Linked DNA regions of Homo sapiens: region 2 is linked to region 1. Evidence: chromatin loops called from intact Hi-C (ENCODE). Cell type or tissue: heart left ventricle. All regions are shown on one strand. Each heading gives the region's core, and the rest is flanking DNA. Links, peaks and the distances in the headings are about the cores only. Region 1 overlaps LGALS4 (galectin 4). Region 2 has its middle 10 kb from the start of CAPN12.

The links. Hi-C counts contacts between places; a loop is a spot of excess contacts. Peaks named below come from ENCODE experiments on the same cell type or tissue, not always from the same donor. Only the 100,000 strongest peaks of a DNase experiment are listed, where the experiment ranks them.
Region 2: a loop joins it to region 1, with 2.5 times the contacts of the local background. A loop is called at or near these places in 5 of 110 quality-filtered maps.

What each region holds. Positions count from the first base shown.
Region 1 is chr19:38,794,196-38,809,872 of GRCh38, forward strand. It overlaps LGALS4 (galectin 4), which reads right to left. Exons shown (of 10, transcript NM_006149.4): 3 at 14,549-14,753; 4 at 12,266-12,400; 5 at 9,674-9,700; 6 at 9,547-9,585; 7 at 9,327-9,356; 8 at 8,121-8,209; 9 at 7,797-7,962; 10 at 7,479-7,715. The coding sequence ends at 7,569. It also overlaps the pseudogene RNU6-140P. Among named protein-coding and RNA genes, the nearest start is that of LGALS4, 11 kb to the right of the region's middle. RefSeq lists an enhancer at 2,888-3,802. In heart left ventricle, for the core only: no CTCF peak of the experiment used is centred there; no DNase peak of the experiment used is centred there.
Region 2 is chr19:38,746,936-38,762,612 of GRCh38, forward strand. No RefSeq gene overlaps it. Among named protein-coding and RNA genes, the nearest start is that of CAPN12, 10 kb to the left of the region's middle. In heart left ventricle, for the core only: no CTCF peak of the experiment used is centred there; no DNase peak of the experiment used is centred there; H3K27ac peaks cover 1,259 bases.

The DNA of each region.
Region 1 (15,677 bases), core at 7,008-15,007:
ACAAGTCAATGTTTTTCAGTATATTCACAAGGTTGTGCATCCATCAACACAATCTAATTTTAGAACATTTTTATCATCTCAAAAGACCTTGGCTCACAGATGTAATCCCAGCACTTTGGGAGCCTGAAGCGGAAGGATTGATTGAGCCCAGGAGTTCAAGACCAGCCTGAGGCCGGGCGCTGTGGCTCACACTTGTAATCTCAGCACTTTGGGAGGCTGAGATGGGCGGATCACTTGAGCTCAGGAGCTCGAGACTAGCCTGGCCAACATGGCAAAACCACATCTCTACTCAAAATACAAAAAATTAGCCAGGCGTGGTGGCACGCACCTGTAATCCCAGCTACGTGGGAGGCTGAGGCAGGAGAATTGCTTGAACCCGGTAGGCGGAGGCTGCAGTGAGCAGATAGCACCATTGCACTCCAGCCTGGGTGACAGAGCAAAGCTCTGTGTCAAAAAAAAAAAAAAAAAAAAAAAAAAACAACCTGGGAAATATAGGGAGACCTCATCTCTACAAAAAATAATTTTAGCTGGGCATGGTGGTACACACCTGTGGTCCCAGTTACTCGGGAGGCTGAGCTAGGAGGATGGCTTGAGCTGGAGAGGTCGAGGCTGCAGAGAGCCGTGATCGCTCCACTGCACTCCAGCTTGAGCAACAGAGTGAAACCCTGTTTCAGAAACAAAACAAAACAAAAAAGAACAACTAAAAGAAACCCCATACCCATAAGCAGTCACTCCCCAACTTGCCCCTCCCCCAGCACCTGGCAATCACTAACCTACTTTCCAGCTGTATGGATTTATGAATCTGCTTGTTTTCCACACGTGGAATCATACAATATGTGGCCCTGTATATCTGGCTTCTTCCACGGAGCATCATGTTTTCAGGGTTTGTCCATGTCATAGCATGCATCAGCACTTCATTCCTTTTCATGGCTGAATGCTGTTCCAATGTGTGGATCGAATATACGCGTTTACCCATTCATCATGGTGAATAATGGATATCTGGGTTGTTCCTACATCTTGGCTATTATGAATAATGCTGCTATGAACCTATTGTGTGAACATGTTTTCATGTCTCTTGGGTAAGTACCTAGGAGAATTTCTGGGTCAGGCCAGGTGCTGTGGCTCATGCCTGTAATTCCACCACTTTGGGAGGCCAAGGCAGATGGATCACCTGAGGTCAGGAGTTCGAGACCAGCCTGATCAACATGGAAAAGCCCCATCTCTACTAAAAATACAAAATTAACCGGGCGTGGTGGTGCATGCCTGTAATCCCAGCTACTTGGGAGACTGAGGCAGGAGAATCGCTTGAACCCAGGAGGTGGAGGTTTCAGCGAGCCGAGATCGCACCACTGCACTCCAGTCTGGGCATCAAGAGCGAAACTCCGTCTCAAAAAAGAAAAAAAAAAAAAGAATTCCTGGGTCACATGACTCTTTTAAGTTCCGTTTCAAAGAACTGCCAAACCATTTTCCAAAGTAACTGTAACATTTTACATTACCATCAGCAACATATGTGTTCCTATTTCTCCATGTTCTCTCCAACACTTGTTATTGTCTTTTTTTTTTTTTTGAGACAGGGTCTTGTTCTGTTGTGTAGGCTGGAGTGCAGTGGTGAAATCATGGCTCACTGCAGCCTCCACCTCCTGGGCTCAAGCAATTCTCCTACCTCAGGCCTCCCAATTAGTTGGAACTATAGGTGTGCGTCCCCATGCTTGGCTAATTTTTAAAAATTTTTTGTAGAGACAGGTTCTTGCTATGTTGCCCAGGCTGGTCCTGAACTCTTAGCCTCAAGTGATCCTCCCACCCCGGCCTCCCAAAGTGCTGGGATTACAGGCATGAGCCACCACACCTGACCTATCTGTCTTTTTTATTATAGCCATCCTAATAGGTTGGCTTCACCACTTGGTGAAGAGATATGTCATGTGGTTTTGATTTGCATTTCCCTAATGACATGGGTTGCCGTTTATATATCTTCTTTGCAGAAATGTTTATCGAAATTTTCTGCCCATTTTAAATTGGATTTTTAAAAGGTGTTATATAATCTTATCCATAAATATGTGTATAATTCTAAATGATATTTATTTTTTAATTTTTATTTTTGAGATGGGGTCTCACTATGCTGCCCAGGCTGGTCTCAAACTCCCAGGTTCAAACAGTCTTCCCACCTTAGCCTCCCAAGTAGCTAGGATTACAGGCATCTGCCACCACGCCTGGCAGGCTCTCTTTTTAAACAAAACCTCATTACCATTCTAACTCCTAAAAAATTTACAGTTCATATCATTGTATGATACAATGTTTGCAAAGTTTGTATGCAAAGGTTTCCCCCAACATTTTATTATGAATTTTTTCAGACATGCAGAAAAGTTAAAAGAATTATTCTATGAATACCTCATATACCCTAACCAGATTCTATATAACATTTTACTCAACTTGCTTTATCACACATAGATCCATCTATCCACCCTTCTATCCATCCATCACCATCTTCTTTTTTTCTTTTCTTCTTCTTCTTTTTTTTTTTTTTTTTGAGAGGAGTCTCACTCTGTTGCCAGGCTGGAGTGCAGTGGCGCGATCTCGGCTCACTGCAACCTCTGCCTCCCAGGTTCAAGCGATTCTCCTGCCCCAGCCTCCCGAGTAGCTGGGATTACAGGCACCCACCACTATGCCCGGCTAATTTTTTGTATTTTTGGTAGAGACAGAGTTTCACCACGTTGGCCAGGCTAGTCTCAAAAATTCCTGACCTTGTGATTCGCCTGCCTCGGCCTCCCAAAGTGTTGGGATTACATGCGTGAGCCACCACACCTGGCCAAAAAATATGGAACACTTCACAAATTTGCATGTCATCCTTGCGCAGGGGCCATGCTAATCTTCTCTGCATCATTCCAGATTTTAGTATATGTGCTGCTGAAGCGAGCACTATTTCTTTATTTTATTTTAATATTTTGTATTTTTGTATTTTTGTATTTTTTTTTTATTGATCATTCTTGGGTGTTTCTCGCAGAGGGGGGATTTGGCAGGGTCACAGGACAATAGTGGAGGGAAGGTCAGCAGATAAACAAGTGAACAAAGGTCTCTGGTTTTCCTAGGCAGAGTGTGTGTGTCCCTGGGTACTTGAGATTAGGGAATGGTGATGACTCTTAACGAGCATGCTGCCTTCAAGCATCTGTTTAACAAAGCACATCTTGCACCGCCCTTAATCCATTTAACCCTGAGTGGACACAGCACATGTTTCAGAGAGCACAGGGTTGGGGGTAAGGTCATAGATCAACAGGATCCCAAGGCAGAAGAATTTTTCTTAGTACAGAACAAAATGAAAAGTCTCCCATGTCTACTTCTTTCTACACAGACACAGCAACCATCCGATTTCTCAATCTTTTCCCCACCTTTCCCCCTTTTCTATTCCGCAAAACTGCCATTGTCATCATGGCCCGTTCTCAATGAGCTGTTGGGTACACCTCCCAGACGGGGTGGTGGCCGGGCAGAGGGGCTCCTCACTTCCCAGTAGGGGCGGCCGGGCAGAGGCGCCCCTCACCTCCCGGACCGGGCGGCTGGCCGGGCAGGGGGCTGACCCCCCACCTCCCTCCCGGACGGGGCGTCTCGCCTGGCGGGGGGCTGACCCCCCCACCTCCCTCCCGGACGGGGCGGCTGGCTGGGCAGGGGGCTGACTCCCCCACCTCCCTCCCGGACGGGGCGGCTGGCCGGGCAGAGGGGCTCCTCACTTCCCAGTAGGGGCGGCCGGGCAGAGGCGCCCCTCACCTCCCAGACGGGGTGGCTGGCCGGGGCGGCTGGCCGGGCGGGGGGCTGACCCCCCCACCTCCCTTCCGGACGGGGTGGCTGCCGGGCGGAGACGCTCCTCACTTCCCAGACAGGGTGGCAGCCGGGCGGAGGGGCTCCTCACTTCTCAGATGGGGCGGTTGCCAGGCGGAGGGTCTCCTCCCTTCTCAGACGGGGCGGCCGGGCAGAGACGCTCCTCACCTCCCAGACGGGGCGGCGGGGCAGAGGCGCTCCCCACATCTCAGACGATGGGCGGCCGGGCAGAGACGCTCCTCACTTCCTAGATGGGATGGTGGCCGGGAAGAGGTGCTCCTCACTTCCTAGGTGAGATGGCGGCCGGGCAGAGACGCTCCTCACTTTCCAGACTGGGCAGCCAGGCAGAGGGACTCCTCACGTCCCAGATGATGGGCGGCCAGGCAGAGACGCACCTCACTTCCCAGACGGGGTAGCGGCCGGGCAGAGGCTGCACTCTTGGCACTTTGGGAGGCCAAGGCAGGCGGCTGGGAGGTGGAGGTTGTAGCTGAGATCACGCCACTGCACTCCAGCCTGGGCACCATTGAGCACTGAGTTAACGAGACTCCGTCTGCAATCCCGGCACCTCGGGAGGCCGAGGCTGGCGGATCACTCGCGGTTAGGAGCTGGAGACCAGCCCGGCCAACACAGCGAAACCCCGTCTCCACCAAAAAAATACGAAAACCAGTCAGGCGTGGCGGCGCGCGCCTGCAATCGCAGGCACTCGGCAGGCTGAGGCAGGAGAATCAGGCAGGGAGGTTGCAGTGAGCCGAGATGGCAGCAGCACAGTCCAGAGGGAGACCGTGGAAAGAGGAGAGGGAGAGGGGGAGGGGGAGGGGGAGGGAGCTATTTTGTATTTTTTTAGAAACAGAGTTTTGCTCTGTTGTCCAGACTAGAGTGCAGTGGCCTGATTATGGTTCACGGCAGCGTTGAACTCCTGGGCACAAGCCAACCTCCTGCCTCAGCCTCCCTAGCAGCTGGAACTACAGATGTTTGCTACATCTGGCTTACTTTTTTATTTTTTGTAGAGACAGGGTCTCGCCATGTTGCCCAGGCTGGTCTTGAACTCCTGGGCTCAAGCAATCTTCCCACCTCGTCTCCCAAAGTGCTGGGATTACAGGCTCATGCCATCGCACCCAGCCATCATTTTATTTACTTATCCATTCGAAGTAAATTGTAAACATCAGTATTTGTCACCCCTAAACATTTCAGAAGTACATCATTAGCTAGAGTACAATATTTGTTTATGATTCTTTCCTTGTGGTAAGCTTTGCGGAAAGATTCTTTGTTTATATTGGTGAAATGCACAAATCTAAAATGTACAGTTGGCTGGGCACAGCGACTCACGCCGGTAATCCCGACACTTTGGGCGGCTAGGGCAGGAGCATTGCTTGAGCCCAGGGAGTCGAGATCAGCCTGAGCAACATAAGGAGACCCCCGTCTTTATAAATATATATATTTTTAATTAGCTGGGCATGGTGGTGCACACCTGTGGTCCCAGCTACCTGGGAGGCTGGAGTGGGAGGATCACTTGAGTCCCAGAGGTTGAGCCTGCAATGAGCTGTGATCACACCACTGCACTCCAGCCTGGGCAATAGAGTGAGATCCTGTCTCAATAAAAACAAAAATAAAAAGAATTTAATAAAATAAAATATACAGCCAATGAGTTCTAACAAATGCACAGAGCTGTGTGACCTAGGGTATGGAACATATCCATCACTCCAGAAAGTTGCTTTAGACATGCAAACATTTAAACTTAGTTTGAGTCATGCTAATAACCGGTTTTACAGCATTTTATCCAATTAATAATATAGAGGGTTTAATTCGTCACTTCATGGTTTGTCCTGAAGCTTGCTAACCCATTACATCAGAAAGCCAACCCAGCTAATTTGAAAGTGGATGAGTCAGTGACTGGTGAATAAGTAAACACGAGAGTGAATAAAGAATAGATGGATGAATGAAAATGTAAAGAAATCAGCTGGGGGCAGTGGCTCACGCCTGTAATCCCAGCACTTTGGGAGGCCAAGGTGGGTGTATCACGAGTCAAGAGATTGAGACCATCCTGGCCAACATGGTGAAACCCTGTTTCTACTAAAAATACAAAAATTAGCTGGGCATGGTGGCGCATGCCTGTAGCCCCAGCTACTCAGGAGGCTGAAGCAGGAGAATCACTTGAACCCATGAGGCGGAGGTTGCAGTGAGCTGAGATGGCACCACTGCACTCCAGCCTGGCGACAGAGCAAGACTCCGTCTCAAAAAAAGAAAGAAAAAAAAGAAAGAAATCAATGAATGGGCCAGGCACGGTGGCCCACGCCTGTAATCCCAGCACTTTGGGAGGCGGAGGCAGGCGCACCACCTGAGGTCAGGAGTTCAAGACCAGCCTGGCCAACATGGCAAAACCCTGTCTCTACTAAAAATACAAAAATTAGCTGGGCGTGGTGGTGGGTGCCTGTAATTCCAGCTACTCAGGAGGCTGAGGCAGGAGAATTGCTTGAACGGGAGATGGCAGTTGCAGTGACCTGAGACAGCACCATTGCACTCCAGCCTGGATGACAAGAGCAAAACTCTGTCTCAAAAAAAAAATAAATAAAAATAAAAACAAGAAATCAATGAATGATGAAATCAGCAAAAGAGTGATTTGATGAAAGCATGGTTGGGTGGACAGATGGAGAGAAGAAAATATAAATGAATGGATAACTTTCCAGCTTGAGTTGGAAAAGGGTTGGAAAAAAATAGATAATGAAGAGATGAATGGATAATTGGATAGAAAGAGATGGAAAAGTGATGAATTGCTGAATGGAGGGATGAATGGGCATATGGAGGACAAATGGATGACTGTGATGGAAAGCAGAGAATTACATGGACAAATGGAGGGATGAATAAATGAATGGATGGACGAAAGTTAGACTTCGTAAGGATGGCTGAATGAATAGACAGATAGACTGGTATATGGTTAGATGTTTGGATGGATGGAGAAGATGATGGATGATCAGATGCATGGGTGATGGATAAAAGGTTGAATGAAAGAATGGATGGATAAACAGCTGGATAGAGCTAGACAGACTGGTGAGTAGATGAATAGTTGCATGTTTGGATGAATGGGTGAACATATGGTTGACTGGATGTTTGGAGAGATTGACGATGAGATGATGAGTGCAGAGGTAAATGGATGGGTAGATGGATAAAGGGTTGGATGAAAGGATGGTTGAACAATCAGCTCAATGGATGGATTGATGAGGTCTAGATGGTTGGATGTTTGATTGATGGATGGTTGGATGGACTTTTGGTTGGATACATGGAGAGATTGATGGATGTTGGGATACACGAGTGGAGAGATGGATGCATGGATGGATGGAACGACAGGCTGTATAGTGGTTAAGTGTGCAGATCCTTGGGAGCCAGATCAGCTGGATTTGAATCCTCCTTCTGCCATTTATGCAATGTATAATTTGGGCAATTTGTTTTATTTTCCTTTGTTTCCTCATCTGTTACAGAGGGATGATAATAATTGTTTCTACCTCTTGGGGTTGCTGTGAGAAGTGAATGAGCCCTAAATCAGTGCTTGGGGCATAACCAGATTTATGATGACAGGAGGATGGATGGTCAGATGACTGGATGGATGAAGGATAGATGAAGTGCATGACTGAACCAAGGAAGGGAAGAGTAGCCGGGGAGCAGATGGAGACACACACTCATGAGACACCCTCAGACATTTTATTAGGGGCTTAGAAAGGAGTCCTAGGGGATAATTCTGTTTTCCCATGAGTTATGGCCCCAGGAATAGATTAGATCTGGACATAGGACAAGGTGACATCACCCTGGATTTCCAATGTGTCCACCCTCTGGAAGGCCGAGAGGCGATGGGCAAAGTCAAAGAGGTGCTGGCCATTGGCGTAAACCTTGAAGCGATCCAAGCCACAGCGAATGGACAGCTGCAGGGAGAAGGGTGGGCATGAGGCCAGGGCCAGGACTGAGGCCCTGGAAGGAAGTGGGAAAAGAGAGCTCAGACTCACATCAAAGAACTGTCCGGGACCAAATGGGTTGTGGGTGATCTTCTTCTCCTCGGATCCCCACGAGCCATTCAGAAGGCTGTTCCGGACCACGGTACCGTTGCCCATGCGGGGATTAATGTGCAGAGCTATGTCCCCTGAGGAGCCCACCTTGAAGTTGATAGCAAAGCTGGGGACAGAGAGGGATGGGGGAGTCAGATGGAGTCCAGTGGGAAGAGGCCAGTGGGCTGGACCTCTGAATCCCTAAAGGAGGAGGGGACAGAGGGTCTAGATTGTTGGGTCTGAGGGAGGAGGGGGCTGGGGGTTCCCACCTAGTTTACGTTATACCTCTTGCCTGTGGGAGGCACATAGCCCTTGATGATGATGGTTCTTCGAGCTGTGAGCCCTCCTTGCAGCCTCCCGAAATATGGCACAGGCTGTGGGAAGAGAACGGGGGGTCCCATTCTCTCTCAGCTTAGCAGAGCCAGATGTGGGAAGAAATTTTCTTTTTCTTTTCTTTTCTTTCCTGTCTTTTTTTCTTATAAGAGATGGGGTCTTACTCTGTCACCCAGGCTGGAGTGCAGTGGCATGATCAAGCCTCACTGCAGCCTCAAACTGCTGGGCTCAAGCAATCCTCCCATCTCAGCCTCCCGAAGTGCTGGGATTACAGGCGTGAGCCACCACGCCCAGCCTTGCAGGAACAAAGGAACAAATTTTGTTTTTTTTTTTAGGCAGAGTCTCCCTCTGACGCCCAGGCTGGAGTGTAGTGGCATAATCTCAGCTCACTGCAACCTCTGCCTCCTAGGTTCAAGCAATTCTGCTGCCTCAGCCTTCCTAGTAGCTGGGATTACAGGTGTGCGCCACCACACCTGGCTAACTTTTGTCATTTTAGTAGAGACGGGGATTCATCATGTTGACCAGGCTGATCTGGAACTCTTGACCTCAAGTGATCCACCTGCCTTGGCCTCCCAAAGGGCTGGGATTATAGGCATGAGCCACCGTGTCTGGCCAAGAATAAATTTTCTTTTTCTTTTCTTTTTCTTTTTTTTTTTTTTTTTTTTTTTTTGAGATGGAGTCTCGTTCTGTCACCAGGTTGGAGTACTGTGGCACGATCCCGGCTCACTGCAACCTCCGACTCCCTGGTTCAAGCGATTCTCCTGCCTCAGCTTCCTGAGTAGCTGGGATTACAGGCGCGCGCCACCATGCCCAGCTAATTTTTGTATTTTTAGTAGAGACAGAGTTTCACTATGCTGGCCAGGATGGTCTCGATCGATCTCCTGACCTCGTGATCTGTCCGCCTTGGCATCCCAAAGTGCTGGGATTACAGGCGTGAGCCACCATGTCCAGCCCAAGAACAAATTTTCTGAGAGGTCCCACTCCTCCTGGAAAACATCCCCAATTCCTTCTGCTCCCTAAACCTGACCACGAACTCTATCTACCCTTCCCCTACCTCCCACCCCAAAACCCTCAGCCCACTCCCTTTCTGGCTGTCTCAGATTCCCTGGAGATCCGTGCCCCCTCCCCACCATCCATCTCTGTTTCCCCAAGCCATACCGGGTTGAAGGTTGGGGGTCCTTCCATGGTCTGTGAAGTGAGGAAGAAGCGATATTATTCTCCAAGAGTCGACAGATATCTATGACACACCCATTAGACTCCGGCGTTTCTCTAGGTGCTGGGTTAGTACACCTTGGGCTGCAACCCCTCTTAGCTCCCCCTACCCCAATTCTCACCATTCCCACTCCTCACCCGGGGCCCTCCCAGCCCTCCCACTCACGGGCAGGCTGTTCAGCTGTTGATGGCAATGTCCGGGACCCTGAACGATGGACAGAAGGCAGGAAGGGTGAGAGGGGCTGAGGGACCCCACTAGGGAGGAAGACCCTCACCTATCAGCAAGTACTTACAGGGTAAGGTGGCATCATCGGGGGTCCCTGTGGGCACAGAAAGAGAAAGCGGTTATGAGAGGGTCCCCAGATTTGCGACTGAAAGATGTCGAGAGTGCCTGCCCTGGGGTGGCCCACCACCACCACCACTATGCCAGAGAACTCTGGCATCAAAGGGTGGCACCCCGATCACAGATTCACGGAGAGGGGCACCCCATGTTCTGGGATCGCTGATGCCCAGTGAGTCACCCCAAAGCTTTAGGACAATGCTTGGTCCATTTTGTTCTCTGTGCCCTTCCCCTTGCTGTCTTCCTGCTGTCCCGGGGCCCTCACTCGCTGATCTTGATCTCAGTTTCTGCCTCTGTCCCTGTGTCTCTGCCTCTCTCTCTGTCTTGGCCACACCTCAGCGCAGGGGCTTCCTTCTGCCAAACACTTTTATTTATTTATTTGAGATGGAATTTCGCTCTTGTTGCCCAGGGTGCCGTGCAGTGGCACGATCTCTGCTCACCTCAACCTCTGCCTCCTGGGTTCAAGTGATTCTCCTGCCTCAGCCTCCGGTGTAGCTGGGATTACAAGCATGCGCCACCACGCCCAGCTAATTTTGTATTTTTAATAGAGATGGGGTTTCTCCATGTTGGTCAGGCTGGTCTCAAACTCCCGACCTCAGGTGATCCGCTCGCCTCACCCTCCCAAGTCTAACACCTTTAACTTTTACTCTCTCTCTTTCTCTCTGTTACCTTCTCTTTTCTCCTCCTTGTAATTAACTCCATTCTGCCTTGACTTCTATTCTCAGCCAGCTATTCTGAAGGCCTTTTAAAAGTAGCTTTATATAGCCGGGCGTGGTGGCAGGTGCCTGTAATCACAGCTACTTGGGAGGCTGAGGAAGAATTCCTTAAACCTGGGAGGCAGAGGGTGCAGTGAGCTGAGATCATGCCACTGCACTCCAACCTGGGCCACAGAGCAAGACTCCATCTAAAAAAAAAACAAAAAACAAAAAACAAACAAACAAATAAACGTAGCTTTATAAGCCGGGGGCTGTGGCTCACGCCTGTAATCTCAGGACTTTGGGAGGCTGAGGTGGGTGGATCACCTGAGGTCAGGAGTTCAAGACCAGCCTGGACAACATAGGAAAATTCCTCCCCTCTGTCTTTACAAAAAATTTAAAAACTAGCTGGGGCTGGTGGTGCGTGCCTGTAGTCCCAGCTACTCAGGAGACTGAGGTGGGAGGATCACTTGAACCCAGGAAGTCAAGAATACAGTAGGCTGTGATTGCACCACCACACTCCAGCCTGGGTGACAGAGCCAGACCCTGCCTCAAAAATAATAATAATAATAATAATAATAATAATAATAATAATAATATTGATAAACTCAATTTAATTGTATGTTATTTATTTTTAATGATTGTGTTAAGCAACCTCTAGGGAATTCATTCACTATCGTGTGTTCTTTGCCTTTCCTTATCCTCACTTTCTGACTCACCTTACACACTTCCTCCTACTCCAGGAAGCACTTCCTTCCTGACCCATGACTAGTCAAGCCCTTCCTGTAGGCTCCCAAACCTCCTGTATACTCCATATCCCAGCCCCTGCCCCTCTGCCTGTGCCCTCCCTATCACAGACCTGACCATTTCTGGGCTGTCACTCTCTGATGCCATGTCTGTGAGCCCAGTGAGGTCAGGGCCCAGAGATATCTCAGTCATTCCTGTCTCCAGCCCTGGGCCTGACCCCTCTGCCTGCCTCCACCCACCCTCCTGTCCTGGCCCTGATCCCTCTGTCTGGGCCCAAACCCAACTGCAACCCTTCAGCCAGGGCCTCCCCATCCCGGCCTTTATCCCTTGCAGTGATGGGTCTGTCTTCCCAGTGGGATCCCTTGATCATCACTGGGCTCTTGGCATAACTCAGCAGAGGGAGATGCTTGGGAAATAAATGAATGTGGAATGCGCTGGGCACCATGGCTCACACCTGTAATCCCAGCACTCTGGGAGACTGTAGCCAGCAGATCACTTGAGGCCAGGAGTTCCAGACCAGCCTGGCCAACATGGTGAAACCCCGTCTCTACTAAAAATACAAAAATTAGCCAGATGTGATGGTGGGTGCCTGTAATCCCAGCTACTTGGGAGGCTGAGGCAGGAGAATTGCTTAAAACTGGGAGGCAGAGGTTGCAGTGAGCCAGAATCACACCACTGTACTCCAGCCTGGGAGACAGAGCAAGACTCCATCTCAAAAAGAAAAAATAGACCAACTGCGGTGGCTCACGCCTGTAATCCCAGCACTTTGGGAAGTCGAGGTGGGTGGATCATGAGGTAAGGAGATCGAGACCATCTTGGCTAACACAGTGAAACCCTGTCTCTACTAAAAATACAAAAAAATTAGCCGGGCGTGGTGGCAGGCTCCTGTAGTCCCAGCTATTTGGGAGGCTGAGGCAGGAGAATGGCGTGAACCTGGGAGGCGGAGCTTGCAGTGAGCCAAGATCGCGCCACTGCACTCCAACCTGGGCGACAGAGTGAGACTCCGTCTCAAAAAAAAAAGAAAAAAAGAAAAAAAGAAAAAAAATGAATGTGGAACTGAATTTAGAAAGAAAGGACGCAAGAAGGGATGGGACCCCTCACACCTGGGGCCGGAGGGGCTGGCCTCCGATGAAGTTGATTGATTGAAGTTGCAGATCCCCATCCACTTGCAGGTGGGTGACCATCTGTAGGGGAAGCCGGTGCCCGTACTCATAGAAGGGATTTCCATTTACCACCACCTGGAGGGCAGAGATGGGAGGTCAGGAGTCAGCACCCATGATCCTGGGAAGGTACAAACAGGAAGCAAGGGCAGGGCACCCTGGCTCACGCCTCTAATCCCAGCACTTTGGGAGGCTGAGGGGGGTGGATCATTTGAGATCAGGAGTGTGAGACCAGTCTGGCCAACATAGTGAAACCCCATCTCTACTAAAAATACAAAAATTAGCCAGGCATGGTGGCGGGCTCCTGTAATCCCAGATACTCAGGAGGCTGAGGCAGGAGAATCGCCTGAACCCGGGAGGTGGAGGTTGCAGTGAGTGGAGATCACGCTGCTGCACTCCAGCTTGGGTGACAGAGCAAGACTCTGTCTCAAAAAAAAAAAAAAGCAAGGATCAGGGATCTTTTTCATTGGGAGTCGATAGTCTTGGGGATGAGCTGGGACAGCCTCAGCATCAGGAACCTTGGAGTCCACAGCTCAGAGGTCAAGCTAAGGTCAAAAATCAGCTCACTGGCCGGGCGCAGTGGCTCATGCCTGTAATCCCAGCACTTTAGGAAGCCAAGGTGGGGGATCATTTGAGATCAAGAGTTCGAGACCAGCTTGAGAAACATAGCAAGACCCCGTCTTTACAAAAATATACAAAAATTAGCCGGGCGTGGTGGTGTGCACCTAGAGTCCCAGCTACTCCGGAGGCTAATGTGAGAGGATCACCTGAGCCCGGGGAGGTTGAGGCTGTAGTGAGCTGTTTGCATCACTGCACTCCAGCCTGGGCAACAGAGCGAGACCCAGTCTCAAGAGGAAAACAAAAAGTACACGTTTTGCAAAAAACACAAAGTGGTAGGAGGAAATACACATGAAATGTATTACAAGACTCTCAGCAGTAGGGTAATGGGACTAAGGAAAAGCGCTAAAAGAGGATTTTTAAAAATAGGCAGGAAACGGCCGCCCTTCGTCTGGGAGGTGAGGAGCGCCTCTGCCCGGCCGCCCCGTCTGGGAAGTGAGGAGCGCCTCTGCCAGGCCGCCCTGTCTGGGAAGTGTACCCAACAGCTCCGAAGAGACAGCGACCATCAAGAATGGGCCATGATGACGATGGCGGTTTTGTCGAAAAGAAAAGGGGGAAATGTGGGGAAAAGAAAGAGAGATCAGATTGTTACTGTGTCTGTGTAGAAAGAAGTAGACATAGAAGACTCCATTTTGTTCTGTACTAAGAAAAATTCTTCTGCCTTGAGTTGCTGTTAATCTGTAACCTTACCCTGTGTTCCCTGAGACATGTGGTGTGTCAACTCAGGGTTAAATGGATTAAGGGCTGTGCAGGATGTGCTTTGTTAAACAGAGGCTTGAAGGCAGCATGCTCCTTAAGAGTCATCACCACTCCCTAATCTCAAGTACCCAGGGACACAAACACTGTGGAAGGCCGCAGGGCCCTCTGCCTAGGAAAACCAGAGACCTTTGTTCACGTGTTTATCTGCTGACCTTCTCTCCACTATTATCCTATGACCCTGCCACATCCCCCTCTCTGAGAAACACCCAAGAATGATCAATAAATAAAAATAAATAAATAAATAAATAATAAAATAAAATAAAATAGGCAGGAAAGAAGGAAAAGAAAAGAAAGAAGTTGACATAAAAAGTGGGGATGGAAAAAGGAAATAAATGAAGGAGGGAAGGAGAGAGAAGGAAGAAGAGAGGAGGGAAGGGGGAAGGAAGGAGGGGAGGAAAGAGGAGAGAACAGAGAAAGAGGAAGGAAAAAGAGGAAAAAGAAGGAAGGGGCTGGGTGTGGTGGCTCACGCCTGTAATTCCAGCACTTTGGGAGGCCAAGGAGGGCAGAACACCTGAGGTCGGGAGTTCGAGGCCAGCCTGGGCAACATGGTGAAACCCCATCTCTACTCAAAATACAGAAATTAGCTGAGCGTGGTGGCACGCGCCTATAATCCCAGCTACTCGGGAGGCTGAGGCAGGAGAAGCTCTTGAACCCAGCAGGCAGAGGTTGCAGTAAGCTGAGATCATGCCACTGCACTCCAGCCTGGGCAACAGAGTGAAACTCCATCTCAAAAAAAAAAAAAAAAAAAAGAAAGAAAGAAAGAAAAGGAAGGAAGGCGGGAAGGAAGGAAGCAGCCAAGATGGCGCCACTGCACTCCAGCTTGGGAAACAAGAGAGAAAGCATGCAGACCTTGTAGTGCTCAGCCAGGACTATGAAGACCAGCTCAAAGGCGGCACCCTTTTTGAAGGGCATGCTCCTCTTCCTCTCCTCGCTGCCCCACTTCCCGCCCTGCAACGTGTTGAAGACCACCTTGTCCCAGCCGTCAAACCGCGGATTGAAGTGGAAGGCGACGTCTGAGCCCGGATCCTGCCCAACCACAAAGTTCACGAAGAACCTGGCGGGACACAAAGGGCTCATTCCCCTGGTGCCACCTCCCGGGGCCTGGGGGCCTCCTCCAGGAAGCCCTCTCCCTGCCGCCCTGTCCTCGGCCTCCCTGGCCCGGACCTCAGCACCAGCTCTGAGGGGCAACCTTGGCACTGTGGGCCACAGCGTGGAGAGGACCTGAGTTCTGAGGGGGGCAGATTCCCACCACCACACCTTCGCTCACAGCCTTTCCTTCTTTTTTTTTTTTTTTTTTTTTTTGAGATGGAGTCTTGCTCTGTTGCCCAGGCTGGAGTTGGAGTGCCGCGATCTCAGCTCACTGCAACCTCCGCCTCCTGGATTCCAGTGATTCTCCTGCCTCAGCCTCCCAAGTAGCTGGGATTACAGGCGTGCACCACCACGTCCGGCTAATTTTTGTATTTTTAGTAGAGACAGGGTTTCACCATGTTGGCCAGGCTGATCTCAAACTCCTGACCTCAGGTGATCCACCTGCCTCGGCTTCCCAAAGTGCTGGGATTACAGGTGTGAGACACCGTGCCTGACATTTTTTTTCTTGAGACAGGGTCTTGTGTTCTCACCCTGTCCCCCAGGCTGGAGTACAGTGGCCACGATGGTGGCTCACTGCAGCCTCAACCTCCTGGGTCAACTGATTCTCCTGCCTCAGCCTCCCTAGTAGCTGGGACTACAGGTGCATGCCACTATGCCTGGCTTTTTTTTTTTTTTTTTTTTTTTTTTGTAGAGATGGGGTCTCACTATGTTGCCGAGGCTGGTCTCAAACTCCCGGGCTCAAGCAATCCTACCACCTCGGCCTCTCAGAGTGCTGGGATTACAGGTGTGAGTTGCTGTACCCAGCCCACCTTGCCTTCTTAGACCACCTCCTCCACCCTCTTCCCAACTTCCAGTTATGACTGTTACAAGTCTGCCACGGGCCAGGCCC
Region 2 (15,677 bases), core at 3,254-11,253, 51 kb before region 1:
AAAAAAAAAAAAAAAAAAAAATTAGCTGGGCATGGTGGTACACACCTGTAATCCCAGCTACTCAGGAGGGTGAGGCAGGAGAATCGCTTGAACCTGGGAGGCGGAGGTTGCAGTGAGCCAAGATCACGCCACTGCACTCCAGCCTGGGTGAGAGAGTGAGACTCCATCTCAAAAAAAAAAAAAAAAAAGTTTTCTTCGTGTAGGATTGCCAAGCCCACCCCAGCCCCACGGGAGTCATATGGGAGTGCTTCCAGCCTGCCGGGATTAGGAGCCACAGCACCTGGGGTCCAATCCCAGCTCTGCCACCTACACCTGTGTGTCTTTGGGCACATCACTTAACTTCTCTGTGCTTCAGTTTCCTCATCTCTGCAATGCGGATGATGATAGGGCGTACCTCGGAGGGTTGCTGTGGGAAGCGAATGAGTTCGTACGTGGGATGAGTTCAGAGAAGTGCCTGACACAGAGTCGCTGCTCACTGCACGAGGCATTGACCATGCCTTGGCGTTCAAGAGTGTCTGCTGCCCTCCCAGAGCCTTGTCACCTCCATGCCACTCAGATGTCCCTCAAGCCTTCTGGCCTCCTTCCCTCCAAGTGGACCCACAGATATTGTCCAAGCTGCCTACGTACATGGCTACCAAAAGTGGGTTACAAAACGAGCTTTCTGGCTGGGCGTGGTGGGTCACGCCTGTAATCCCAGCACTTTGGGAGGCCGAGGTGGGCGGCCTCGGCCATCCACAGTCAACCTGTCTCCTTGGATCTGGGCTGCTGTTTCTTTCACTTGTTTGTTGGTTTATTTTTTGGGACAGTCTCGCCTCGTCACCCAGGCTGGAGTGCAGTGGCGTGATCTTGGCTCACTACAACCTCCGCCTCCCAGGTTCAAGTGATTCTCCTGCCTCAGCCTCCCGAGTAGCTAGAATTACAGGCATGTGCCACCACGGCTGGCTAATTTTTGTATTTTTAGTAGAGACAGGGTTTCACCATATTGGTCAGGCTGGTCTTGAAAGCCTCACTTCAGGTGATCCACCCGCCTTGGCCTCCAAAAGTGCTGGGATTACAGACAGGAGCCACCGCGCCATGTCTTACTGTTTCTTTTTTTGTATTGTTTTGTTTTGTTTCTGAGACAGGGTCTGACTCTGTTGCCCAGGCTGGAGTGCAGTGGCACAATCTTGGCTCACTGCAGCCTTGACCTCCCGGGCTCAAGCAATCCTCCTGCCTCAGCTTCCTGAGTAGCTGGGACCACAGGCTTGTGCCACCATACCCAGCAAATTTTTAGACTTTTTGGTGGAATGGAGTCTCACTTTGTTGCCAGGGCTGGTCTTGAATCCCTGAGCTCAAGCAAACTTCCCATGTCAGCTTCCCAAAGTGCTAGGATTATAGGCCTGACCCACTGCACCTGGCCAGATGTACAACTTTCAAACCACTGAAGTAGCTTAAAATGAAAGGAAAAGAAAATGTAATCTATTTGGCAATGGTCGAAAAGCAAAGGAAAATGCAGCGAATCATAGAAAATAAAAGCAAAAAGCATCACACAATGACCTAAATAAAACCAAGCATATCAGTTATAACAACATTATGCAAATGTGTGAAACGTACTTGGGAACATCAACAAACAAAATTCAACTGTTTAGCTTTCAAAACACTTTCCAAAGATAACACCACCAAGTTTTAAAATAAAAGGATTAGAAATAGCTATCAGTCAAAAGCAGATACACAAAAATCAGGGCAAATCTGATATTAGAGAAAACCGGATTTAAAGCAGATAGCATTACTTTGGACAAAAGGAGTTATTTTCTATTGATAAAGTGTATGATCCAGAATGAAAAGTGATTGGATGGGTGCAGTGGCTCATGCCTGCAATCCCAGCACTTTGGAAGGCTGAGGCAGGTGGATCACTTGAGGTCGGCAGTTTGAGACCAGCCTGGCCGACATGGTGAAACCCCGTCTCTATTAAAAATACAAAAATTAGCTGGGCATAGTGGTGCATGCCTGTAATCTCAGCTACTCGGGAGGCTAAGGCTCAAGAATCACTTGAACCCAGGAGGTGGAGGTTGCAGTGAGCCCAGATTGTGCCAGTGCACTCCAGCCTGGGTGACAGGACAAGACTCTGTCTAAAAAAAAAAAAAAAAAGGCTGGGAGCGATGGCTCACGCCTGTAATCTCAGCAGTTTGGGAGGCCCAGGCAGACGGATTACTCAAGGTCAGGAGTTCAAAACTAGCCTGGCCAACATGGTGAAACCTGGCTCCACTAAAAATACAAAAAGCCAGGTGTGGTGTGTGCCTGTAATCCCAGCTACTCACGAGGCTGAGGCAGGAGAATCACTTGAACCTGGGAGGCAGAGGTTGCAGTGAGACACTGCACTCCAGCCTGGGTGACAGTGTGAGACTCCATCTCAAAAAAAAAAAAAAGTGATCATTTATTACACTATTAGAAACAAAAGGAAAAATACACAGAAACACAGTAGTGGTCATGGGTAATTTGAAACCACCATTATTCTTCAAATATCAAGTCTTTTAAAATGTGATATTTTGAATAATAGAATACAGTGAATTTAATATATATGCACACTCATTACATCTATATACACTCATGATTTTCAAGCATATATCAAACATTTGCAAAGACTCAATTTAAAAAATAAAAGGCCGAGCACGGTGGCTCACGTCTGTAATCCCAGCACTTTGGGAAGCCGAAGCGGGCAGATCACCTGAGGTCAGGAGTTCGAGACCAGCCTGGCTAACATGGTGAAACCCCGTTTCTACTAAAAATACAAAAATTAGCCGGGCATGGTGGCAGGCACCTGTAGTCCCAGCTACTTGGGAGGCTGATACAGGAGAATCACTTGAACTTAGGAGGCAGAGGTTGCAGTGAGCCGAGATCGCACCACTACACTCCAGCCTGGGCAACAGAACAAGACTCTGTCTCAAAAATAAAAAGGCTGGGTGAGGTGGCTCACGCCTGTAATCCCAGCACTTTGGCAGGCTGAGGTGGGCGGATCACAAGGTCAGGAGATCCAGACAATCCTGGCTAACACAGTGAAACCCCATCTCTACTAAAAATACAAAAATTAGCTGGGCATGGTGGCGTGTGCCTGTAGTCCCAGCTGCTGGGGAGACTGAGGCAGGAGAATGGTGTGAACCCAGGAGGCGGAGCTTGCAGTGAGCCAAGATTGCGCCACTGCACTCCAGACTGGGCAACAGAGCGAGACTCCATCTCAAAAAAAAGAAAAAAGAAAAGCGCCTCTGAGACCAGCTGAATAACATCAAGCAAACAAACATATGTATAATAGGACTCTGGGGAAAGGAGAGGAAGGAGAAAAATTTTTGAAGCATTAATGGCTGGAAACTTTTCAAACTTGGTGTAAACGTTAATTTACACAAACTCCAAGAAGTATAAATACAAAGAGAGCCATATCTAGATTCATCGTAGTAAATGTCAGGCCTTTGAGCTTAAGCTAAGCTATCATTATCTTTTGTGACTTGCACATACACATCTAGATGGCCGGTTCCTGCCTTAACTGATGACATTCCACCACAAAAGAAGAACCCCTCAACCCCTTCTCCTTCACCGTTAGTGGCAAGTCCCGCTTTTCTGGGGGAGGGGCAAGTACCCCAACCCCTTCTCTCCGTGTCTCTACCCCTTCTCTGCTTTTCTGAGTGGCAAGAACCCCTCAACCCCTTCTCCTTCACCCTTAGTAGCAAGTCCCGCTTTTCTGGAGGAGGGACAGGAACCCCGACCTCTTATCTCTGCACCCCGATCCCTTATTTCCATGCCCAGACCTCTTATCTCTGTGCCCCATCCCTTATTTCTGCACCCCAACCTCTTATCTCTGTGCCCCAACCCCTTCTCTGCTTTTCTGGAGGGCAAGAACCCCCCCACCCCTTCTCCATGTCTCTACTCTCTTTTCTCTGGGCTTGCCTCCTTCACTATGGGCAAGCTTCCACCTTCCATTCCTCCTTCTCCCTTAGCCTGTGTTCTTAAGATCTTAAAACCTCTTCAACTCTCACCTGATGTAAAATCTAAGCATCTAATTTTCTTCTGAAACGCCGCTTGACCCCCATACAAACTTGACAGTAGTTCCAAATAGCCAGAAAACAGCACTTTCAATTTTTCCATCCTACAAGATCTAAATAATTCTTATCATAAAATAGGCAAATGGTGTGAGGTGCCTGACATCCAGGCATTCTTTTACACATCAGGCTCTCCCTAGCCTCTGTTCCCAATGCAACTCGTCCCAAATCTTCCTTCTTTCCCTCCCACCTGTCCCCTCAGTCCCAACCCCAAGTGTCACTGAGTCTTTCTAATCTTCCTTTTCTACAGACCTATCTGACCTCTCCCCTCCTTGCTAGGCTGAGCTAGGTCCCAATTCTTCCTCAGCCTCCGCTCCTCCACCCTATAATCCTTTTATCGCCTCCCCTCCTCACACCCGGTCCCCCTTACAGTTTCGTTCCGTGACTAGCCCTTCCCCACCTGCCCAGCAATTTACTCTTAAAAAGGTGGCTGGAGCTAAAGGCATAGTCAAGGTTAATGCTCCTTTTCCTTTATCCCAAATCAGATAGTGTTTAGGCTCTTTTTCATCAAATATAAAAATCCAGCCCAGTTCATGGCTCGTTCGGCAGCAACCCTGAGACACTTTACAGCCCTAGACCCTAAAATGTCAAAAGGCCGTCTTATTCTCAATATACATTTTATTACCCAATCTGCTCCCGACATTAAATAAAACTCCAAAAATTAAATTCCGGCCCTCAAACCCCACAACAGGACTTAATTAACCTCGCCTTCAAGGTGTACAATAATAGAGGCAGCCAAGTAGCAACATATTTCTGAGTTGCAATTCCTTGCCTCCACTGTGAGACAAACCTCAGCCACATCTCCAGCACAAAAGAACCTCCAAACGCCTAAACCGCAGTGGCCAGGCGTTCCTCCAGAACCGCCTCCCCCAGGAGCTTGCTACAAGTGCCAGAAATCTGGCCACCAGGCCAAGGAATGCCCGCAGCCCAGGATTCCTCCTAAGCCGTGTCCCATCTGTGCAGGACCCCACTGGAAATCGGACTGTCCAACTCACCTGGCAGCCACTCCCAGAGCCCCTGGAACTCTGGCCCAAGGCTCTCTGACTGACTCCTTCCCAGATCTTCTCGGCTTAGCAGCTGAAGACTGATGCTGCCCGATTGCCTCGGAAGCCCCGTAGACCATCACGGACACCAAGCTTTAAGTAACTCTCACAGTGGAAGGTAAGTCCGTCCCCTTCTTAATCAATACGGAGGCTACCCACTCCACATTACCTTCTTTTCAAAGGCCTGTTTCCCTTGCCTCCATAACTGTAGTGGGTATTGACAGCCAGGCTTCTAAACCTCTTAAAACTCCCCAACTCTGGTGCCAACTTAGACAATATTCTTTTATGCACTCCTTTTAGTTATCTCCACCTGCCCAGTTCCCTAATTAGGCCGAGACACTTCAAATTATCTGCTTCCCTGACTATTCCTGGATTACAGCTGCATCTCATTGCCGCCCTTCTTCCCAATCCAAAGCCTCCTTTGCATCCTCCTCTTGTATCCCCCCACCTTAACCCAAAGGTATAAGATACCTCTACTCCCTCCTTGGCGACCAATCATGCACCCCTTACCATCTCATTAAAATCTAATCACCCTTACCCCGCTCAATGCCAATATCCCATCCCACAGCATGCTTTGAAAGGATTAAAGCCTGTTATCACTCGCCTGTTACAGCATGGCCTTTTAAAGCCTATAAACTCTCCTTACAATTCCCCCATTTTACCTGTCCTAAAACCAGACAAGACTTACAGGTTAATTCAGGATCTGCGCCTTATCAACCAAATTGTTTTGCCTATCCACCCTGTGGTGCCAAACCCATATACTCTCCTATCCTCAGTACCTCCCTCCACAATCCATTATTCTGTTCTGGACCTCAAACATGCTTTCTTTCCTATTCCTTTGCACCTGTCATCCCAGCCTCTCTTTGCTTTCACTTGGACTGACCCTGACACCAATCAGGCTCAGCAAATTACCTGGGCTGTACTGCCTCAAGGCTTCACAGACAGACCCCATTACTTCAGTCAAGCCCAAATTTCATCCTCATCTGTTACCTATCTTGGCATAATTCTCATAAAAACACACGTGCTCTCCCTGCTGCTTGTGTCCGATTAATCTCCCAAACCTCGATCCCTTACAAAACAACAACTCCTTTCCTTCCTAGGCATGGTTAGTTCGGTCAGAATTATTACACAAGAGCCAGGCCCGCACCCTGTAGCCTTTCTGCCCAAACAACTTGACCTTACTGTTTTAGCCTAGCCCTCATGTCTCCGTGCAGCGCGTGCCGCTGCTTTAACACTTTTAGAGGCCCTCAAAATCACAAACTATGCTCAACTCACTCTCTACAGCTCTCATAATTTCCAAAATCTATTTTCTTCCTCACACCTGACGCATATACTTTCTGCTCCCTGGCTCCTTCAGCTGTACTCACTCTTTGTTAAGTCCCACAATGACCATTGTTCCTGGCCCGGACTTCAATCCGGCCTCCCACATTATTCCAGATACCACACCTGACCCCCATGACGGCATCTCTCTGATCCACCTGACATTCATCCCATTTCCCCACATTTCCTTCTTCCCTGTTCCTCACCCTGATCACGCTTGATTTATTGATGGCAGTTCCACCAGGCCTAATCGCCACACACCAGCAAAGGCAGGCTATGCTATAGTACAAGCCACTAGCCTGCCTCTTAGAACCTCTCACTTCCTTTCCATTGTGGAAATCTATCTTCAAAGAAATAAATTCTCAGTGTTCCATCTGCTATTCTACTACTCCTCATGGATTATTCAAGCCCCCTCCCTTCCCTACACATCAACTCGAGGATTTGCCCCCACCCAGGACTGGCAAATTAGCTTTACTCAACATGCCCCGAGTAAGATAACTAAAACACCTCTTAGTCTAGGTAGACACTTTCACTGGATAAGTAGAGTCCTTTCCTACAGGGTCTGAGAAGGCCACCACAGTCATTTCTTCCCTTCTGTCAGACATAATTCTTCAGTTTAGCCTTATCATTCCCTTCTGTCAGACGTAATTCCTCAATTTAGCCTTCCCACCTCTATACAGTCTGATAACAGACCAGCCTTTATTTGTCAAATCAGCCAAGCATTTTTTCAGGCTCTTAGTATTCAGTGACAGACTAAAACACACCTCACCAACCTCAGCCACCAACTTAAAAAGGACTGGACAATATTTTTACCACTTTCGCTTCTCAGAATTCAGGCCTGTCCTCAGAATGCTACAAGATACAGCCCATTTAAGTTCCTGTATAGACACTCCTTTTTATTAGGCCCCAGTCTCATTCCAGACACCAGACCAACTTAGACTGTGCCCCCAAATAACTTGTCATCCCTACTATCTTCTGTCTAGTCATACTCCTATTCACCGTTCTCAACTACTCATGCATGCCCTGCTCTTGTTTACACTGCCAGTTTACACAGTTTCTCCAAGCCATCACAGCTGATATCTCCTCGTGCTATCCCCAAACTGCCACTCTTAACTCTTGAAGTAAATAAATAATCTTTGCTGGCAAGGCTATGCTGAACCTCCTTAGGCACTCTCTAATTAGATGTCCTAGGTCCTCCCAATTCTTAGTCCTTTAATACCTGTTTTTCTCCTTCTCTTATTCCGTTTAGTTTTTCAATTCATACAAAACCGTATCCAGGCCATCACCAATCATTCTACACGACAAATGTTTCTTCTAACAACCCCACAATATCACCCTTTACCACAAAATCTTCCTTCAGCTTAATCTCTCCCACTCTAAGTTCCCACGCCGCCCCTAATACCGCTGGAAGCAGCCCTAAGAAACATCACCCATTATCTCTCCATACCACCCCCAAAAATTTTCACTGTCCCAACACTTTACTACTATTTCATTTTATTTTTCTTAATATAAGAAGACAGGAATGTCAGGCCTCTGAGCCCAAGCTAAGCCATCATATCCCCTGTGACCTGCACGTACACATCTAGATGGCCGGTTCCTGCCTTAACTGATGACATTCCACCACAAAAGAAGTGAAAATGGCCTGTTCTTGCCTTAACTGATGACATTGTCTTGTCAAATTCCTTCTCCTGGCTCATCCTGGTTCAAAAGCTCCCCTACTGAGCATCTTGTGACCCCCACTCTGCCCTCCAGAGAACCCCCCTTTGACTATAATTTTCCTTTATCTACCCAAATCCTATAAAAACAGCCCCGCCCTTATCTCCCTTCGCTGACTCTTTTCAGACTCAGCCCGCCTGCACCCAGGTGAAATAAACAGTTTTATTGCTTACACAAAGCCTGTTTGGTGGTCTCTTCACACGGACGCGAGTGAAAGTAAAACTGCTGAAAACAATTCAAAAAGGGCATTTTTTTTTTTTTTTGAGGCAGAGTCTCACTCTGTCGCCCAGGCTGGAGTGCAGTGGCACAATCTCGGCTCACTATAAGCTCCATCTCCCGGGTTCACACCATTCTCCTGCCTCAGCCTCCCGAGTAGCTGGGACTACAGGCACCCACCACCACGCCTGGCTAATTTTCTGTATTTTTAGTAGAGACGGGGTTTCACCGTGTTAGCCAGGATGTTCTCGATCTCCTGACCTCGTGATCCACCCTCCTTGGCCTCCCAAAGTGCTGGGATTACAGGCGTGAGCCACCGTGCCAGGAAAATGGAAAATTTTAAAGGAGCAAGTGAAAAACAGCTCATTATGTACAGGGGAACAATAGAATTAATGGCTAGATTCTCCTAGGAACAATGGAGGCCAGAAGGCAGATGAATGATTTATTCAAAACACTGAAAGAAAAATAAAACTGTCAACTGATAATTCTATATTCAACAAAACTATACTTCAAAACAAAAGGCAAAAGAAAATCATTCCCAGATAAACAAAAAGAGAATTCCTGACTAGCATATACCTAAACGCAGGGAATACTCAAGGAAACCCCTCACACTGAAAATGACAGTAGACAGAAACTCAAATCCACAGGAAGAAATGAAGAGCCCCAGAAATGTATTTTTCTTTTCTTCTTTTAATTTATTTTAAAACATAAGGTCAGGCTGGGCACGGTGGCCCACGCCTATAATCCCAGCACTTTGGGAGGCCGAGGCAGGCAGATCATGAGGTCAAGAGATCGAGACCATCCTGGCTAATGTGGTGAAACCCCGTCTCTACTAAAAATACAAAAAAAATTAGCCGGGTGTGGTGGCGGGTGCCTGTAGTCCCAGCTACTCGGAAGGCTGAGGCAGGAGAATGGCGTGAACCTGGGAGGCGGAGCTTGCAGTGAGCTGAGATTGCACCACTGCACTCCAGGCTGGGCGACAGAGCAAGACTCCATCTCAAAAAAAAAAAAAAAAAAAGAAAAAAACCATATAAGGCCGGGTATGGTGGCTCAAACCTGTAATCCCAGCACTTTGAGGCCAAGGTGGGTGGATTGCTTGAGCTCAGGAATTCAAGACCAGCCTGGGCAACATGGTGAAACCCCATCTCTACCCAAAATACAAAAATTAGCCAGGCATGGTGGTGCAAACCTATAGTCCAGTCCCAGCTGTTCAGGAGGCTGAGGTGGGTGTATTGCTGGAGCCTGGGAGGTCGGAGCTGCAGTGAGCTGTGATTGTGCCACTGCACTCTGGCCTGTGTGACAGAGCAAGACTCTGTCTCAAAATAAATAGACAGACAAATAAATAAAATTGTAAAAAATATATATATATAAAATTGTTTAAAGTAAAGGTTATGCCAGGCACAGTGGCTCATGCCTGTAATCCCAGCACTTTGGGAGGCCAAGGACAGTGGATCATCCGAGGTCAGGAGTTAAAGACCAGCCTGGCCAACATGGCAAGACCCTGTCTCTACTAAAAATATAAAAATTAGCTGGGAATGGTGGCAGGCACCTGTAATCCCAGCCACTCGGGAGACTGAGGCAGGATAATCGCTTGAACCTGGGAGGCAGAGGTTGCGGTGAGCCAAGATCATGCCATTGCACTCCAGCCTGGGCTACAAGAGCGAAACTCCATCTAAATAAATAAATAAATAAATAAATAAATAAATAAAGGAAAGGTTATAAGGCCGGGCATGGTTGCTTACGCCTGTAATCCCAGCACTTTGGGAGGCCGAGGCGGTGGATCATGTGAGGTCAGGAATATGAGACCAGCATGGTCAACATGGTGAAACCCTGTCTCTACAAAAATACAAACTTAACCAGGCATGATGGTGGCTGCCTGTAGTCCGAGGTACTCAGGAGGCTGAGGCAGGAGAATGGCTTGAACCCAGGTGGTGGAGGTTGCAGTGAGCCAAGATCACGCCATTGCACTCCAGCCTGGGCGACAGAGCAAGACTCCATCTCAAATAAATAAAAATAAATAAATAAAATACAAAAAATTAGCTGGGTGTGATGGTGCACGCGTTTAGTCCCAGCTACTCAGGAGGCTGAGACAGCAGAATGGCTTGAACCTGAAAGGTGGAGGTTGCAGTGAGCTGAGATCATGCCATTGCGCTCCAGAGCGAGACTCTGTCTCAAAAACAACAACAACAAAAAAACGCGAGGCACAGTGGCTCACGCCTGTAATCCCAGCACCTTGGGAGGCTGAGGTGGGGGGGATCACCTGAGGTCAGTTCAAGACCAGCCTGGCCAACATGGAAACCCCATCTCTACTAAAAATACAAAAATTAGCCGGGCATGGTGGCGGGTGCCTGTAATCCCAGCTACTTGGGAGGCTGAGGCAGGAGAATCACTTTAACCCAGGAAGCAGAGGTTGCAGTGAGCCAAGATCGCGCCACTGCACTCCAGCCTGGGTGGCAGACTGAGACTCCATCTCAAAAAAAAAAAAAAAAAAAAACCCAGTTATATAGCACTGTATTTTTTTAGAGACATGATCTTGCTCTGTCACTCAGGTTGGAGTGCAGTGGCATGATCATAACCCATTGTAACCTCAGACTCCCAGTCTCAAGCAATCCCCCTGCCTCATCCTCCCTAGTAGCTGGGACCACAGGTATACACCACCACACCTGGATAATTTTTGATTTTTTTTTTTTTTTGTAGAGACAGGGTCTCACTATGTTGCCCAGGCTGGTCTCAAACTCCTGGCCTCTAGCAATCATCCCACCTCGGCCTCCCAAAATGCTGGGATTCCAGGCGTGAGCCACCACACCTGGCCTGTATCCCTGACTAGGTGACATACACAGTCGGGTGCTGCATCACCACGTTTCAGTCAGTGATGGACTGCACATGCGACAATGTCCCATAAAATTACAACGAAGCCGGACTCCTATCACCTAGTGATGCTGCAGCCATCACAATGCTGTAGCACAATTACTTTATTTTTTTAAATTTAGGGTAGCCTAAGAGTACAGTGCTTATAAAGTCTACAGGAGTGTACAGTGCTGTCCTAGCCTTCACATTCACTCACCACTCACTCACTCACACCTGGAGCAACTTCCGGTCCTGCAAGCTCCATTCCTGGTAAGTGTCCCATACAGGCGTACCATTTGTCATCTTTTATTTATTTTTCTGAGATGGAGTCTCACTCTCTCACCCAGGCTGGAGTGCAGTGGCATGATCTCCGCTCACTGCAACCTCCATCTCCCAGGTTCAAGTGATCCTCCTGCCTCAACCTCCCAAATAGCTGGGATTACAGGCGTGCACCACCACACCTGGCTAACTTCTTTGTATTTTTTTTTTTTTTCAGCCAGAGTCTCTATCTGTTGTCCAGGTTGGAGTGCAGTGGCATGATCTTGGCTCACTGCAACCCCCGCCTCCCGGGTTCAAGCGATTCTCCTGCCTCAGCCTCCCAAGCAGCTGGGATTACAGGCACGTGCCACCATGCCTGGCTAATTTTTGTGTTTTTAGTAGAGATGGGGTTTCACCATGCTGGTCCTGCTGGTCTCAAACTCCTGACCTCGTGATCCGCCCACCTCAGCTCCCAAAGTGCTGGGATTACATGCGTGAGCCACCGTGCCTGGCCTAAACTTCTTTGTATTTTTAGCAGAGACGAGGTTTCACCATGTTGGCCAGGCTGGTTTCGAACTCCTGACCTCAAGTGATCTGCCCACCTCAGCTTCCCAAAGTGCTAGGATTACAGGCATGAACTACTGCTCCTGGCCCATTTTCCATCTTTTATACCATAGTTTTACTGTACCTTTTTTATGTTCAGATATGTTTATATACACAAATACTTACCATTGTGTTACAATTGCCCACTGTGTTCAGTACAGTTAAATGCTGTGCATGCTTGTAGCCTATGAGCTGTAGGTTACTTTATATAGCCTAGGTGTGGGGTAGGCTGTACCATCTACGTTTGCATAAGTCACTCTATGATGTTCACACCCTGACGAAATTGCCTAACCATGCATTTCTTAGAACTTAAGACCGTATAGATGACCATATAGAAAACCAGAGACTGGGCCAGGTGTGGTGGCTCACACCTGTAATCCCAGCACTTTGGGAGGCCGAGGTGGGTGGATCACCTGAGGTCTGGAGTTGGAGACCAGCCTGGCCAACATGGTGAAACCCTGTCTCTATTAAAAATGCAAAAAATTAGCCGGGACTGGTGGTGGGCACCTATAATCCCAGATACTCAGGAGGCTGAGGCAGGAGAATCACTTGAATCCAAGAGGCAAAGATCGCACCATTGCACTCCAGCGCCTGGACCACAAGAGTGAAACTCCGTCTCAAAAAAAAAAAAAAAAAGGAACCGGGAAGGTCATGAAAGGAGCGTGCTCATGCACAAATGCCTGATAGGAACGATTGCGGAAGACTCTCCAAAAACCACAACCTCGCACAAAGTCCACTGCAACGTTACACAGAAAGTACTTTTGTCCAGTAACTGCCTGTCCAACCTTGGACTGATGCCACCCTTGTTTCAAGTCTCGTAGCCAAGGATAATTGATTCAAAACACTTTATGTAATCCTCCTCATTTTGCCTTTGAAAACTTCCCCTTGGCTGGGCATGGTGGCTCACACCTGTAATCCAAGCACTTTGGGAGGCTGACCCAGGCAGACCCCTAGAGTCCAGGAGTTTGAGATCGGCCTGGGCAATATGGTGAAACTCTGTCTCTAGAAAAGATACAAAAATTAGCTGGGCATGGTGGTGTGCGACTGTATTCCCAGCTACTCAGGAGGCTGAGGTGGGAGGATGGCTTGAGGACGGGAAGCGGGGGTTGCAGTGAGCCGAGATTGCACCACTGTTCTCCAACCTGGGCAACAGATCGAGATCTTGTCTCAAAATAATAATAATAATAATTATTATTGTTATTATTATTTAAAAATTTAAAACTTCGCCTTGCCTCAATCTCCTCTTTTTTTTTTTTTTTTTAAGATAAGGAGAGGCCAGCTATGCAGTGGCTCACACCTGTAATCCCAATACTTTGGGAGGCCAAGACGGGCAGATCACAAGATCAGGAGTTTGAGACCAGCCTGGCCAATATGGTGAATCCCCAACTCTACTAAAAATACAAATTAGCTGGGTGTGGTGGCAGGCACCTGTAGTCCCAGCTACTCGGGAGGCTGAGGCAGGAGAATCACTTGAACCAGGTTGCAGTGAGCTGAGATCACACCACTGCACACCAGCCTGGGCAATAGAGAGAGACTCCATCTAAAAAAAAAAACACACACAAAAAAAGAGAGAGACATAGGATTGGGCCGGGCACAGTGGCTCACGCCTGTAATCCTAGCATGTTAGGAGGCTTAGGCAGGTGGACCACCTGAGGTCTGGAGTTTCAGACCAGCCCAGTTAACATGGCAAAACCCCATCTCTACTGAAAATACAAAAATTAGCCAGGTGTGGTGGCACCTGCCTTTAGTCCCAACTACTTGGAGGCTGAGGCAGGAGAATCACTTGAACCCAGGAGGCAGAGGTTGCAGTGAGCTGATTGCATCAGTGCACTCCAGCCTGGATGAGAGAGACTCCATCTCAAAAAAAAAAGAAGAAGAAGAAAGAAAGAAAGAAGGAAGGAAGGGAGGGAGGGAGGGAGGGAGGGAGGGAGGGTGGGAGGGAAAGAAATTATTATGTGAGATAAGACAGGTGGATCTCGTGAGCCCAGGAGTTTGAGGCCATCCTGGGCAACATAATGAGACCCCCATCTCTATTAGAAAATAATAATAGTAAAAATAAAAAATAATTTAAAAAGTATTACTTCTAACTATAATGGAACTAAGCTAAAAGCCAACAATAAAATGAAATTTAGAAAATCTCTAAATATAAGAAAACTAAACAACATACTTGTAGATGACCTATGTGTCAAAGAAGGAATCTGGCTAGGTGTGGTGGCTCATGCCTATAATCCCAGCCAAGGGAGGCCAAGGCCAGTGGATCACCTTAGATCAGGAGTTCGAGACCAGCCTGGCCAACACGGTGAAACCGTGTCTCTACTAAAAAATACAAACATTAGCTGGGCGTGGTGGCTCATGCCTGTAGTCCCAGCTACTTGATAGGCTGAGGCAGGAGGATTGCTTGAACCTGGGAGGTGGAGGTTGTGGTGAGCTGAGATCACGCCACTGTACTCCAGCCTGGGTGACAGAGTGAGACTCCATCTAAAAAAAAAAAAAAAAAAAATCAAAAATGAATTTAGAAAATACCTTGAGCTGAATAAAAACAAAAACACAGGAAATAAAAATGTACAGGATGCTGGCAATGTAGTAATTAGCGGGAAACTTATAGCTTAAAAAACATATTAGTGTTGAGTCAGCCTGGTGAAAATTTTAAAAACCCCAACACATTAGAATGGAAAGAAGGCCTAAAATCAATAATTTAGGCTTCCACCTCCAAAGCTAGAAAAAGAAGAGTAAATCAAACTCAAAGAAAATAGTAAGAAGGAAGTAATAAAGATCTAAATGGACAGCAATGAAACAGAAATATAAAAACAATAGAGAAAAAGCAATGAAACTGAAATTGGCTCATTGAAAACATCAACAAAACCGGTATTGAAAAGATTAACAGGCCAGGTGTGGTGGCTCACACCTGTAATCCCAGCAGTTTGAGAGGCCAAGGTGGGTAGATCACTTGAGGTCAGGCGTTCGAGACCAGCCCGGTCGACATGGAGAAACCCTGTCTCTACTAACAATACAAAAATTAACTGGGCATGGTGGCACACACCTGTAATCCCAGCTGGAGGCTGAGACAGGAGAATCACTTGAACCCAAGAGGCCGAGGTTGCAGTGAGTCGAGATCATGCCACTGTACTCCAGCCTGGGTGACAGAGTGAGACTCTTGTCTCAAAAAAAGAAAAGATCAGCAAAACTGGGCCGGGTGCAGTGGTTCCCACCTGTAATCCCAGCACTTTGGAAGGCCGAGGCAGGTGGATCACCTGAGATCAAGAATTCAAGACCAGCCTGGCCAACATGGTGAAACCCCGTCCCTACTAAAAATACAAAAATTGGTGGGGCATGGTGGTGGGCACCTGTAATCCCAGCTACTCAGGAGGCTGAGGCAGGAGAATCGCTTGAATCCGGAGGTGGAGGTTGATGTGAGCCGAGATCACACCACTGCACTCCAGCCTTTGGCGACAGAGTGAAACTCTGTCTCAAAAACAAACAAACAAACAAACAAACTAGTATACTGGTTTTCAATGAAATCAGTTAGCTCATTAAAAAGTTCAACAAAAGAGTAAGAAAAATAAAAAAGACAGAAGCCCTCAATTACCAAAAGCAAGAATGAAGGAGG